2 separate regions of the Homo sapiens genome follow, and region 2 is linked to region 1. Evidence: chromatin contacts called from ENCODE Hi-C or POLR2A ChIA-PET data. All regions are on one chromosome and are shown on one strand. Each heading gives the region's core, a stretch centred on a gene start or an enhancer-like site at or near the end of the contact. The rest is flanking DNA. Distances are from core to core; before and after follow the strand shown.

Region 1 (7,405 bases), core at 2,341-4,840:
CTATTTTAAATTGTCAGCATTATGTTTTACAATCACTATGCTTGTGTTTCACCTTTGCATCATTTCTTTTACAGAGCTGTAATTCATTTATGCATCTTTTTGCAAATTCGACTCCACAAAGGTGCACTATCAACAATGTTGACTTTGTAAGCATTGTGCATGTCCGTAAAAACGTTGAAACTTCCTTAGTAAATGAAAAGATGTCCTTTTTGTACATCTGCATTTATGAAAGATGAAATTTCTTGAGATCTTGGCTTTTGGGGTGAATGTGTATGTGGTGGTAACCATCTTTTTTTTTTTTTTTTTTTTTAGTTCCAGAATACATGTGCAGAATGGGGGGTACATTTGTTACATAGGCAAACCTGTGCCATGGTGGTTTGCTGCACCCATCAACCCACCACCTAGGTATTAAGCCCTGCATGCATTAGCTATTTTTCCTGATGCCCTCCCTTCCCCCACCTCCACAACAGGCCGTAGTGTGTGTTGTTCCCCCCGTGTCCATATGTTCTCATTGTTCAGCTCCCACTTATGAGTGAGAACATGCAGTGTTTGGGTTTCTGTTCCTGTTTTGGTTTGCTGAGGATAATGGCTTCCACCTCCATCTATGTCCCTGCAAAGTACATGATCTCATTCATTTTTATGACTACATAATATTCCATGGTATACCACATTTTCTTTATCCAGTCTATCATTGATGGGCATTTGGGTTGATTACATGTCTTTGCTATTGTGAATGGTGCTGCAGTGAACATACGCGTGCATGTACCTTTATAATAGAATGATCTGTATTCCTTTGGGTATGTACCAGTAGTAGGATTGCTGGGTCAAATGGCATTTCTGGTTGTAGATCCTTGAGGAATCACCACACTGTCTTACACAATGGTTGGACTAATTTACATTCCCACCAACAGTGTAAAAGCATCCCTACTTCTCCACAGCCTTGCCAGCATCTGTTGTTTCTTGATTTTTAAAAAATCGCCATTCTGACTGGCTTGAGGTGGTATCTCATTGTGGTTTTGGTTTTCAATTCTCTGATGATCAGTGATGTTGAGCTTTTTATCATATGTTTGTTGCTGCCTAAATGTCTTCTTTTGAGAAGTGTCTGTTCATGTCCTTTGCCCACTTTTTGATGGGTTGTTTGTTTTTTCTTGTAAAGTTAAGTTCCTTGTAGATTCCAGATATTAGACCTTTGTCAGATGGACAGATTGCAAAAATTTTCCCCCATTCCATAGCTTGTCTGTTCACTCTGATGGTGTAGTTTCTTTTGCTGTGCAGAAGCTCTTTAGTTTAATTAGGTCCCATTTGTCAATTTTGCTTTTGTTGTAATTGCTTTTGATGTTTTTGTCATGTAATATTTTCCCATGCCTATGTCCCGAATGGTATTGCCTAGAGTTTCTTGTAGGGTTTTTGTAGTTTTGGGTTTTACGTTTAAGTCTTTAATCCATCTTGAGTTAATTTTTGTATAAGGTGTAAAGAAGGGCTCCAGTTTCAGTTTTCTGCATATGGCTAGCCAGTTTTCCCTGCACCATTTATTAAACAGGGAATCCTTTCCCCATTACTTGTTTTTGTCAGGTTTGTCGAAGCTCTGTTTGCAGACAACATGATCCTATATTTAGAAAACTTCATCATCTTAGCCCAAAAGCTCCTTAAGCTGATAAGCAACTTCAGCAAAGTCTCAGGATACAAAATCAATGTGCAAAAATCACAAGCATTCCTATACACCAACAGTAGACAAGCAGAGAGCTAAATCATGAATGAACTTCCATTCACAATTGCTACAAAGAGAATAAAATACCTAGGAATACAGCTAACAAGGGAGGTGAAGGACCTCTTCAAGGAGAACTACAAACCACTGCTCAAGGAAATAAGAGAGGACACAAACAAATGGAAAAATATTCCATGCTCATGGATAGGAAGAATCAATATCGTGAAAATGGCCATACTGCCCAAAGTAACTTATAGATTCAATGCTATTCCCATTAAATTACCATTGACATTCCTCACAGAATTAGAAAAAACTACTTTAAAATTCATGTAGAACTGAAAAAGAGCCTGTATAACCAAGACAGTCCTAAGCAAAAAGAACAAAGCTGGAGACATCACACTCCCTGACTTCAAACTATACTACAAGTCTACAGTAACCAAAACAGCATGGTACTGGTACAAAAACAGACACATAGGCCAACAGAACAGAATAGAGATCTCAGAAATAAAACCACACATATACAACCATCATGGTTTTTGATGGATCTTGTCCAAAGACTTAGGTTGTCCAACAGAATATTTCAGATGACAGGAGCTATTTCTTTATGAATACGGTTCATCTGCTCATTAACCGTTATACCCATGTGACTGTCATTAGTGTACTTGAGTGTTTATGCTTGTAAAAATGTGTGTGTTAGTATTGTCTGTTTTATTGTGTAAAGTGGCCTATGAAGCATGCTGTCATGTTTTTGTACATTTCTCAAATAAGTCTTCTTTTTAAAATTGTAAGCAAATGTCTTTCAAATCATTATTTATTTTTTCCTTTTTCTCGCTAACATTTGAGATAAAGAATTTTTTAAATTTTTATGGACACATAGTAGGTGTATATAATTATGGAGCACATGAGATATTTTGATAAAGGCATGCAAAGTGTAATAACTATATTAGGGTAAATGGGGTAAAGAATTTTTAAAATTATTTTTTCAAGAACTACATTTTTCAGGATTGTGATTTGGGGGATTTTAGACTTTAGGGATTTTGATCTTTCAGGATTTCAACATCCTGGATTATGGTGTTCGAGACTGTGTCAGCCCCACTCCAGGGCAGGAGAAAGGCACTCTGCCTCGTGGGGGTATGGTCAGGTTAGTGGGACAGGGAGGAGCGGGGGCAGCCAGCTGCACACCTCAGTCCAAGAGGAGAAAGGTGCTCTGCACCCCATGAGGGGTGCCAGGACGTCCACCTCTAATAGCGAGGTTGTGGGAGTAATACGCCCCAACATTACGGATTTCTTGTGATCGCACCATGTAATGAAATGCTTTCTGAATTTTGAAAATGTAATTTTGATCTGCAGTAAAACTGAAACCTTAGTATAAGGATCACTGGCTTCTAACGTTGGTGCTGTTTATGATGACGGCATCAACTATTCCATTAAGTGAGTTCACAGTGATCAGGGTTCCTTGATGAGCTTTGCTTTCCGCATCAAATCTGCTTCACCAGCTTTCAAGTTCTATTCCATAACATCCTGTGTCACGCGGAAAAGCGGGGGAAGAAAAAGACCTTCTTCCATTTAGATTTACTTTTTACATTTGGAGAAGATGAATATTCCATTGATGGCCTCTTACAGGTACCAGTGGTTAAAGCGTGGGGAAGCGAATTTGTTTTCCTGCTTTTAAAGCGATTTCCTTACTTCCAGCCCAGCTTGTGGGTATAGCCTGTCCTCTCCCAACACACCTGGCATTGCACGGGAGCCTCCAGCCAGCAGCGTATGGTGGGGGCGGAGGGGCGTGGAGGTGCCTGCCAGATGTTGACGATTACCAAGGAACAGAGGCTGCTCTGTGGCCACGGGGTCGGGCTGCCGCAGAGCAGCTATTTCCTGTCTGCACCGGCGGCAGCAAGCCCAAACTGTGGGCTGCAGCCGAGTTCACGGGCACAAAGTCACCTTTGTGAGTGTCTGGTGCAGCTTCCTGGCTGGGAAGCGGAGAGGGTCCCCCACGTTGAAAGGGTGTGCAGAGTCCCTCGCCCTGAGCTCCTGGCCCGGTGTCAGGTTTCTGAGCAGGGCTCCTGAAGACAGCATGAGGGCTTTGATCCCAGGCACTCAGCACTTGGAGTGCACAGAGAACAGGCCCGGACCCTCCTGAGGAGCCCTCCTGGGTCCTCCCATCACCAGAGTTCAGAGATTCTGGGATGTGCCACTTCTTCAGGGACACACACTTTCCTGGAATACACGATGATTTTTAATGCTTTTCTTAAAGAATGCCAGCTGTCTCACGGGGCAGGGAAATGGAAAACCTCGTAAGGCCTCTCTTCTTCTTAACTGGGAAGTAAAAATTCCATATTCATTGTGGAAGCTTTTGGCCTCCGATCAACCCTGGGCTCCTGATTTTGGTTTTCCTCTTTGGAGATTCAGTCCCGCGTATTAGGGCAGTGGGAGGCGTGGGGTCGCCGCAGCCTCAGGACCTGCTGAGCACGGGCTTCTGCTGCTTTTGATTCTTGGGTAGCAGGAGTCACGTGAAAACGGTGCCACTAAACACCAAGGATGTAATTGAAGTGGAGGAGGCACAGTTTGAACCAGAAATTCATGTTCCGAATCGAGGGGTAACATGAAGACCCAGTCATAACAAATAAATCAGGTAGGTCCTCTTAGATAGAATTTTCCTTTAGCAAGTTAGTGGGAATTAACGTGTGAAGTTCAAAGAAGAGATCTCATTTAAACCATTTCTCAGCTGTTACATTAACAGAAATCACTTCCAACTATTTTAATAAGGTAACTCAGCCACCAAGTCAAGTTTTATGTTCATTGTCTGAGTCACATTTGTGATGTGGGAAGTGGCATATTTTGATTTGACTTTTGATGTGTCTGTTTGACATGCCTGATGGGATAGTCACCACATACAACGTTAAATCAGAGCTGTGTAAAATTAACACTGCTAATTCTAAACAAACCGAAAGGTGAAAGTTGTCTATGCCAGTGGCCTGGGGTGGTGCCTGCCTGAAAGCGCCCCTGTCTGAGACAGGCCCTCTTTGTACCTTCTGTCCCTTCCCCAGGGGGCTGCATCTCCTGATTCCAGGGAGGCCCAAAGGGGAGGCATGGGCAGAACCGCCACCCGGCTTCCCAGGTTGCCTTGGGCCCTTCTGGAAACTCGAGGGAGGGGGTCCCAGCAGGGCCACGAAGGGGACTCAGAGGTCCTGGCAGCTTGAAGGAAGTGGACAGGGCTGAGATGCATGCTCCTGCTCTAGCTACCCGGGGTGGGCCGCACTCACCAAGAAGGGAAGGCAGACAGTGGTGTGACGCGGACCCCTGCTGCCCTGCACGTCTCCTGGGGGGATCCCTGCTTCCCCGCCGTCCCAGCTCAGGCCCCCATAAAGGAACACTACAGACAGGGCAGCTTAAACAACAGACATTTGTGTTCTTAAAGTTCTTGGGTCTGGAGGTCCAAGCTCAGGCTGCTGGCAGGGTGGGTTCCTCCTCATGCCTCTCTGTGGCTTGCAGATGGCACCCTTTCCCTGCACGACCCTGTAGCCTCTCCCTGTGTGCTCACATGGCCTCTCCCCTGCATAATCACGTGGTCTCTCCCTGCATCCTCCTGTGGCCTCTCCCTGCGTCCTCCTGTGGCCTCTCCCCTGCATAATCACGTGGTCTCTCCCTGCATCCTCCTGTGGCCTCTCCCTGCGTCCTCCTGTGGCCTCTCCCTGTGTGCTCACATGGCCTCTCCCCTGCATAATCACGTGGCCTCTCCCTGCGTCCTTCTGTGGCCTCTCCCCGTGTGCTCACGTGGCCTCTCCCCCACATCCTCACATGGCCTCTCCCCCGTGTGCTCACGTGGCCTCTCCCCTGCGTGATCATATGGCCTCCTGTGTGCTCACGTGGCCTCTCCCCTCCCCCACGTCCTCATGTGGCCTCTCCCCTGCGTGATCATATGGCCTCTCTTCTGTGTGCTCACGTGGCCTCTCCCCTCCCCCACGTCCTCACGTGGCCTCTCCCCCATGTGCTCACATGATCTCTCCCCCGTGTGCTCACGTGGCCTCTCCCCTGCGTGATCATATGGCCTCTCTCCTGTGTGCTCACGTGGCCTCTCCCCTCCCCCACGTCCTCACGTGGCCTCTCCCCTGCGTGATCATATGGCCTCTCTTCTGTGTGCTCATGTGGCCTCTCCCTGTGTGCTCACTGCTGGTGTCTCTTCCTCTTCTTATAAGGACAACAGTCCAGGGCCCCACCTTTGGGACTCACGTAACCTTAGCTACCTCCTTAAAAGCCCATCTCCAAATACAGTCACATTGGGAGTTAGGGCTTCAACCCGTTAATCTGAGGCACACAGTTCAGTCCTCAGCACTTGGACACCCTCCTCCGCCCCGGGGCCCCTGCCCTGCCTGGTGCCCCTGCCCGCTCTAGGGCTGCATAACGGGAGCCGCTGCCCCCACGGAGCATCTGCTGTGCGACTGTTCCTGGCGGCGCCCATCCTGTCACCATTGCTGAGCTGTTCCTTTCCTTCCCCCAGCATCTGAACGGCACCTGCCACAGGTCGGCAGGAATGAGAAGTGAGAAAAATGAGACCCACTCTTCGTAGTTTCTGATCTCATGGTTCTGTGTGGGGCTGGGAATGTGTGTCTCTAACGCGTGCCCGAGTGTTTAAAATGGACTCTGAGAATGTGTCACACTGAGTCCACGTGGAGGTCAGGCTTCTGGCGAAGTGTGCATGAAAAACTGCTTCCCCCCAGGATGGTAGAGTCATTTTGACAAAGTCTACCCAATTAAAAAAGGTTGTATTTTGAAATAATTTTAGACTCACATAAAAATTGCAGAACTAAAACATATATATATTTTGAGATGGAGTCTCGCTCTGTCGCCCAGACTGGAGTGCAATGGCGTGATCTCGGCTCACTGCAACCTCCGCCTTCTGGGTTCAAGCAATTCTCCTGCCCCAGCCTCCCGAGTAGCTGGGATTACAGCCACGTGCCATCATGCCTGGCTAATTTTCGTGTTTTTGTAGAGACCAGGTTTCAGCATGTTGGGCAGGCTGGTCTCGAACTCCTGGCCTCAGGTGATCCATCTGCCTCGGCCTCCCGAAGTGCTGGGATTACAGGTGTGAGCCACTGCGCCCAGCCAAAAAATTGCAGAAATATTAATAGCACAGAGAGTTCCTATGTACCCCCCATCTCCTCCACCCCCAGCTGCTAACATCTTATATAACCAGAGAACAAGGACCCAAACCAGAAACTCCACGTGGATACGATGTGGCAGCCACAGACCCCATGCAGTTCACTTATTCTTGGTGGAGGGAGTTCTGTGAGACGTCCCCATGTTTCCAGATCAACACGACAATCAGGACATCGAGGGTCCCATCACCCGGAGAAACTGCCTTTAGAGTCACATTTTCTCCTGACCTGTCCTAGTCTGTCCAGGCTGCTAGGACAAAAATACCATAAACTGGGTGGCTTATAAACTACAAACATCTGTTTCCACCGTTTTGGAAGCTGGAGTCCCAGATCAAGGCACCAGATTTGGTCTCTGTGAGGCCTGATTCCTGGTTCTCACCGTGTCCTCACGTGGTGGGAGGGACAAGGCTCTCTGTGAGGCCCTTTCGTGGGCTCTGATCCCATTCACGTGGCGGGAGGGAAGAGGATCTCCGTGAGGCCCTTTTGTGGGCTCATTTTCCAATTACATTACTGGTTTTGTTGTTGAATCTGAGCGTTTTCTTCTGGA
Region 2 (7,405 bases), core at 3,849-6,348, 66 kb before region 1:
GGCTGTGGCTCCAGGTCAGTCATGTGGCACTGGGCTTTAACGAGGTAATATTTGCTTGGAAGTTTGGAGACGCTCCGTCAGTCGGATCTCCTTCTCTTTCCAGAAGGCCTGACGGTGCAGGTGGGTGGAGCCAACACTGACTGCGTGCTGACTTGGGCAAGGCGCTGGGTAGGGCTTGGTCCCTCCAAGGGGCCACATGAGGCCGTCCCTTCCCTCTGACGTGTAATAGAATTTCACGGATCTGCAGAACGCCGTCACCTCAACTTCTCTGTCCAGGCTCTGCAATTCACAGGCTTGACTTTCCTTTCGTAGGATCAGCCCGTACCCCCCGGAGCTCCAGGCCGGTACCCCCACCCCTGGCTCAGAATTATCCTCCTGAATTGACTCTGGGTTTCCCTGTGCAACTAGAATCCTACAATCCCCAACAGGTCTGAATCCCAGGAATGTGGGCGGCTGAAAAATGGAACTCGAGGGACCACATCCGCACTTAAGTCTACTGTCCTGAAGACTTTTTCATTTATTTTTTTGTAGATTACTTTTTTAAAAAGCATGGGCTGCAACTCCTTAATAAGTCATTAAATCCACATGGTGAGTCACAGCCTTTAAATAGCTGAGACAGAGTAGGAGAGATGACCTCAGTGCACACATCGCCGAACAGCCAGGCTGCCCTCACGGGCTGCTTTATTATGGGGGTGCTATGGTCACCACGTGCAGAGTCTCCTACAGTCTCGAGCGACCCTGCCCTCCAGGCAGCACCCACTGCCTAGGGGAGGTCGAACCAGGTCTGTTGAGGTTCATCCCCTCTGGAGACTTGGACACACGAAGGTCTAGGGGATCAGGCTGTTGAAGGAACCTGTTGGGCTCTTGTCTTTAAAGCTTGAACTCAGCCCTCACTAGCTGCACTCACATCAGAATCATTCTTACTGGGGACCCAGTGTCCCCCAAGTCTAACACCGTCCGTGCGGACCTGCAGGGAACCTCTGTCTCCCCACCCAGCACCGAGTCTAACACCATCTGTGCGGACCTGCAGGGAACCTCTGTCTCCCCACCCAGCACTGAGTCTAACACCGTCCGTGCGGACCTGCAGGGAACCTCTGTCTCCCCACCCAGCACCGAGTCTAACACCGTCCGTGCGGACCTGCAGGGAACCTCCCCACCCAGCACCGAGTCTAACACTGTCTGTGGGGACCTGCAGGGAACCTCTGTCTCCCCACCCAGCACCGAGTCTAACACCGTCCGTGCGGACCTGCAGGGAACCTCCCCACCCAGCACCGAGTCTAACACTGTCTGTGGGGACCTGCAGGGAACCTGTCTCCCCACCCAGCACCGAGTCTAACACCGTCCGTGCGGACCTGCAGGGAACCTCCCCACCCAGCACCGAGTTTAACACCGTCCGTGCGGACCTGCAGGGAACCTCCCCACCCAGCACCCAGTCTAACACCGTCCGTGCGGACCTGCAGGGAACCTCTGTCAACCCACCCAGCACCGAGTCTAACACCGTCCGTGCGGACCTGCAGGGAACCTCCCCACCCAGCACCGAGTCTAACACCGTCCGTGCGGACCTGCTGGGAACCTCCCCACCCAGCACCGAGTCTAACACTGTCCGTGGGGACCTGCAGGGAACCTCTGTCTCCCCACCCAGCACCGAGTCTAACACCGTCCGTGCGGACCTGCAGGGAACCTCTGTCTCCCCACCCAGCACCGAGTCTAACACCGTCCGTGCGGACCTGCAGGGAACCTCTGTCTCCCCACCCAGCACCGAGTCTAACACCGTCCGTGCGGACCTGCAGGGAACCTCTGTCTCCCCACCCAGCACTGAGTCTAACACTGTCTGTGGGGACCTGCAGGGAACCTCTGTCTCCCCACCCAGCACTGAAGGCTGCTGAGAAGTTCTTCGATTTGGAGACCTGATGTCTTGGTCCATTTGTGCTGCTGTAACAAAATACCTCTGACCATGTGATTGATAAACAGTAGAAATGTATTGCACACAGTTGTAGAGGCTGAGAAGTCCAGGATCCAGGCGCCAGCAGACTTGGTGTTTGGTGACAGCCTGTTCCCCAGAGATGGTACCTTCTATGTGTCCTCACGTGGAGGAAGGGACAGAAGGGCTCCTTCAAGTCTCGTTGAAGGGCACTCGTCCGTCATGAGAGGACAGCCCTCACGGCCCAGTCACCTCCTTAAAGCTCCATCTCCTAACCACATCGCCTTGGGGGTTAGGTGTCAACATATGGTTTGGGGGGACACACACATTGAGACCACAGCACCTACTCCAGGCCCCTGGCAACTGGTACTGAGTCCTCTGAATATAGCCAGTATTCGCCAAAACCTTTTGCACAAACAACAATTAAAAATAAAGAAAACTGGCTATCTGCAATGGCTCTCACTTGTAATCCCAGCAGTTTGGGAGGCCAAGAGCTCGAGACCAGTCTGGGCAACAGCAAGACCCCATCTCTACAAAAATAAAATAAAATAAATAAATACAACTGCCCACTCAGTGAACCCAAAGCTGTGGGGCGTTTTGTGTCACTTCCTCTGCTGGTGCCCACGTGACGTCAATCATCTTTCATCAGCACCTCACTTCCCTCTGAACGAAGACCACACGATCTCCACCCGGCCAGCTCTGAGGCCCCAGGTCCTCCTTCCTGTCTCTCTCCAGGGTACAGTGTCAGTGCCTTCTGTCCGGGCCCTCTGCTGACCTCTCCCCGAGGATCTTCCTACTGCGAGGGCAGTGATCTCAGGCCCCACCACCCTTGGATTTCAGGACCCCACCTCTGCAACCCTGCATTTCTGAAACGCACCTTGGCACTTTGAATGTTCCCAAAAAGGAGATTCTAATCAAATTTGAATTAGGGGGAAGTCAGTGAAAAGCAAATTTCTGGCACCAGGAAATGTACAGGAAGGAAGGTGAGAGGCAAGCCCAGTTCTGGACACCATGTGCTGTGGAGGGGCAGAAGCCATCTGTGACCCCTGACCTCTGGCCCTTACCACCTACCTTATCATGAGCCTACGGCGCATTCTGGCAGCTACAGGGCTACTTTTTACTGAGTCCTTTACAATGAAATGATTCCTAGTACCCCAACCTCTGGAGAACATGAAGTCCCTGGAAGCAAATTCTCAGATAGCTTTTGCTGAACGGTAAATAAGGCTGCATTTTCACTCATGTGACTTAAGCAGTCCACTTGTAAAACAGGCTTTGCAAACAAGGAGGCAATTTAAGGGAAAAAAAACCATCTATGAAGTGATGCTTAACAGAAGTTTGGCTTTGTTGTAACGGTTAATTGACAGAATGATTTGCATTTAATCTTAGTTTTGGACAGCCAAGGATTTGTCCAGGAAGGGCTGCTTACAGCCATGCTCATTAATTGTGAATTACTCATTACTTCAGATCAGCTGGAACAAATCCCAAGCGGGCTTAATCTCTGTGTGCAGGCAGCCCAGGGCTAATGGCAGCAGTCCTTTTTATTGACCCCCACGGCCCTGTCCCCAGTCAACCTCCTCCAAGCAGGGAGTTTCCAGAGGCCTCACAGCCGCCTGGGAGACCCCTCATGGCAGGCTGCTCCCTTGACAAGTTCAGAACTGCTGGGGTTCCCGGCCGCGCGTTCAGGACTCAAATCTGGAGATATCCGCTCTGTGCTCCTCAAGTATAAGGTTAGATAGGGATGGGGCCTGGCCTGTGTTCCTGGCAGGGAAGGCCACCTCTGAGCTCCCCCAGAGCCCGGCCGCCTTCTCCGGGTTCCCAGCCCTGCAGTTCCCAAGGCTGCATGCGGAGGCGGAAATGAGGGCAAAGGTGGAGGGTACCCGGAGCTACTGAGGTCATGTCTTTCCCCAGGCACCCCTTCTCCTGGGGGACCTCACGGTGGGGTCAGGGCCTCACTCCCGGGCACCCCTCCTCCTGGAGGACCTCACGGTGGGGTCAGGGCCTCACTCCCGGGCACCCCTCCTCCTGGGGGACCTCGCGGTGGGGTCAGGGCCTCACTCCCGGGCACCCCTCCTCCTGGGGGACCTCCTGGTGGGGTCAGGGTCTCACTCCTGGGCACCCCTCCTCCTGGGGGACCTCGCGGTGGGGTCAGGGCCTCACTCCCGGGCACCCCTCCTCCTGGGGGACCTCCTGGTGGGGTCAGGGCCTCACTCCTGGGCACCCCTCCTCCTGGGGGACCTCGCGGTGGGGTCAGGGCCTCACTCCCGGGCACCCCTCCTCCTGGGGGACCTCCTGGTGGGGTCAGGGTCTCACTCCTGGGCACCCCTCCTTCTGGGGGACCTCACGGTGGGGTGAGGGCCTCACTCCTGGGCACCCCTCCTCCTGGAGGACCTCCTGGTGGGGTCAGGGCCTCACTCCTGGGCACCCCTCCTCCTGGGGGACCTCGCGGTGGGGTCAGGGCCTCACTCCCGGGTACCCCTCCTCCTAGGGGAGCTAACCCCGGGCACCCCTCCTCCTGGGGGGACATCTCAGTGGGGTCAAGGCCTCAGGCCTGGGCACTTCTCCTGGGGGACCTCGCCCCGGGCACCCTTCCTCCTGGATGACACCCCGGTGGGGTCAGGGCCTCACCCCTCTCCTGGGGCCGTCAAGTGTCCTGCACGCCCTGCTCTCCCTACCGCGTCTGTCTGAAAGGACGCCCTGCAGTCCCCTCGTCCTCCCCGGTCAAGTAGCACAGCCCACAGCCCGGGTGAAATGCAACGACCTTTTACATATCAGCCTTGCTTGAGGCTTTACAGCAACTCCAGGCCGCCTGGCTTGGGTTTGCAGCGCGGCGCCCTCGCACAGCCCCGCCTTCCCCGCGGCGGCGTCTACGGGGGACCAGAGATTGTGACGCGCGCCCTAGGGGAGAGCAGGAGGCTTCCACGGGCCAAGGAGGCGGCTCCGAGAGGTGACCCGGGACCGGGGCGTGGCCCAGGGCGGAAGACTGAGGCGGCGACCTCCCGGCCCCGCCCCGCGCCGAGCAGCCCCGCCCCTTCCACGCCCCTCCGGGAGGCCCACCCCTATGGACGCCGCTCTGCACCAATCGGAGATTGCCTGGCCTCAGACCCGCCTCCTGGTGCCGCCCGCGCAGGCGCCGTAGGCCGAAGCGGCGGGATGAGCGGAGCCGGCGTGGGCGGGGCGTCCGAGGAGAGCCAGGCCATGCAGGCCCACGTGGTAGGTGCCAGCGGGGAGGGTGCCCCGCCGTGCAGGCTGGGTCCTCGCGTCCCCTCACCCCGCCCTCCAGTCCTCTCTCGCTCCGGGGTTCGCAGCCCCGCACCGCCTCTCGGGCTCACCTACGGGGTCTCCGCCCTGAGCAGCCCTTAGGCCCCGCGGGCGAGCGCGGCTGCGCGTGCGGGGGACGCTCGGGATTGGAGCCCGCGGGGCGCGGCCGAGATCTGCAGCTCCGGCTGCGCTTCCTGCCCCCGTCCCGCGAGCGTGGCCTCCTCACCGACCTTCCTCGTTCTGATTTTGAAGCTTCCGGGCTCGGAGCTCAGGCAGTTCCCCGTTCGCCCTCACCTGGTCGTGGGGTGGAGGAACGGCGCACCTGCCTCATCCCCGCCCGCCTGCCCCGCGCTCCTTCCCCGCGCCCGCACACCTGCCTCGCTCCCGCCTCGCTCCTGCGCACCTGCCCCGCCCCCGCGCACCTGCCCCCGCACCTCACACACCTGGTCCGCGCACCTGCGCATCTGCCTCGCTCTTACGCACCTGCCTTGCCCCTGCACGCCTGCCCTGCACACCTGCCCCGCCCCCGCACACCTGCCCCACACCCCACACACGTGCCCCGCGCTCCTGACTCGCCCCCGCGCACCTGCCGCGCGCACCTGCCTCGCTCCCGCACCCCACACACCTGGTCTGCACACCTCCCCGTGCCCCACACCTGCCTGCACACCTGTCCGTGTGCCCCCACACAACCTCGCACCCCACACGTCTGCCGTCACACATTCCCGGCACACTTGCCCATGCCCCACACACACGTCTTGTGCCTGCACACCTGCTTCACACACCTGCTCTGCGTCCTGCATACATGCCCGTGCCCCATACCTGCCCGTGCACCTGCCGTGCACACCTGCCTGCGCATCCCACACACCTACCTGCACACCTCCTCCGTGCCCACACACCTGCCTGTGTGCCCAGCACACTTACCCCAAACACGTGCCCTAAAAACCTGCCCTTAAGCCCCGAACACCTTCCCCGTGCTCCGGCAGAGGCTGGAGCAAAGGCCCTCAGGGTTCAGACCCAGCCAATAGGCCGATGCAGGGAACAACCACAGGGATGTAGGATTAGCAGTCGCCCAAAGGCTCAGCATGTTTTCTGTTTTTTGTTTTTTTGTTTGTTTTTTTTCCAGCCTTTTTTCTTTTTTATTCCAGTCTTACTAAAATTGGTAACAGGTGAATCAAGGTCTATCTTTGATAGAAACATTATATTTTGTAGATCTTGAGAAAAATTATTTCCTTCTTTTCCTCTAAGTAAATCCAAACTAAGGTAAATTTGTAAATAAATTAGGGAACTCGTTTTATTTTTTTTTTAATTTTTATTTTTTGAAATGGAGTTTCACACTCGTTGCCCAGGCTGGAGTACAATGGCGCGAGCTCGGCTCACCGCAACCTCTGCCTCCCGGGTTCAAGCGTTTCTCCTGCCTCAGCCTCCCGAGTAGCTGGGATTACAGGCATGCACCACCACACCAGGGTAATTTTGTATTTTTAGTAGGGACGGGGTTTCTCCATGTTGGTCAGGCTGGTCTTGAACTCCCGACATCAGATGATCTGCCCGCCTCGGCCTCCCAAACTGCTGTGATTACAGGCGTGAGCTACCGCGCCCGGCCAGAACTCGTTTTATTCTTATTAACCTAAGTCCAGGAAGAGACAGAGTGAGGTTTCATTTGTAAAGAACTTGACTAAATTGTGTTTTCAACACAATTTCAACTTTTCTTTTTTGGATATAAATTAAGGGTGAGGACAGACTAATCTCTTAAGTATCGCTCCGTATCACTTAATATTATAATGTATGAAATTAAGACTTAACTCCTGTAATCAGTTGTTTTGTTGGCATTGAATTTCCTGGTTTTACTCCATCCCACTTTATAAATTTTTGTTTTGGGCTTCATGAGAAAAGGACAATGAGAAAAGGACACTAGCTACACTAGCCCGAAACGAAGTGTAGGACAAAGGAATCGAGAGATGGACGTCAGGCCTCCCATTTGCTCAGCTGGGTTCTTTGAACACCTCCTGCCCGATACTTTGTTAAAACATTGTTTTTTGTGGGCTGAGGGGTTACTTAAAGGGGTTACTTTGTTGCAGGTTTTCTAACATGGTTTGCCGAAATGCTTATTCCACCTAGAACATGACCAGCCAGCACCTGTAATCCCAGCTACTCGGGAGGCTGAGGCAGGAGAATGGCGTGAACCCGGGAGGCAGAGCTTGCAGTGAGCCGAGATCGAGCCACTGCACT

What was found. Hi-C counts contacts between places; a loop is a spot of excess contacts on that map. ChIA-PET counts read pairs that join two places held with the same protein, here RNA polymerase II (POLR2A). Pooled maps may share reads with other maps.
Region 2: a loop to region 1 is called in a map of CD4-positive, alpha-beta T cell, with 3 times the contacts of the local background. The contact joins the promoter of QTGAL here to the enhancer-like site in region 1. A Hi-C loop is called at or near these places in 15 of 168 maps with a recorded cell type or tissue (B cell, CD14-positive monocyte, CD4-positive, alpha-beta T cell and 10 more), 12 of 37 single-sample maps with no recorded cell type and 16 of 50 pooled maps. POLR2A ChIA-PET finds 5 or more read pairs at or near these places in 11 of 52 experiments (CD4-positive, alpha-beta T cell, CD4-positive, alpha-beta memory T cell, CD8-positive, alpha-beta T cell and 8 more).

Annotation. Positions count from the first base shown.
Region 1 is chr17:82,982,401-82,989,805 of GRCh38, reverse strand. All of the region lies in intron 6 of QTGAL (queuosine-tRNA galactosyltransferase), which reads left to right. Among named protein-coding and RNA genes, the nearest start is that of QTGAL, 66 kb to the left of the region's middle. RefSeq lists enhancers at 3,399-3,693, 5,098-5,599. Within about 2 kb of position 3,590, at least 4 of the 41 ENCODE cell types and tissues checked have a DNase peak (open chromatin) inside an H3K27ac peak, as active enhancers do; they include CD4-positive, alpha-beta T cell and natural killer cell, where a contact is called at or near this core.
Region 2 is chr17:83,049,463-83,056,867 of GRCh38, reverse strand. QTGAL (queuosine-tRNA galactosyltransferase) reads left to right here and starts at 5,098. Exons shown (of 13, transcript NM_001009905.3): 1 at 5,098-5,131. The coding sequence starts at 5,117. It overlaps LOC124904094, which reads right to left and starts at 5,681. Exons shown (of 4, transcript XR_007065967.1): 1 at 5,623-5,681.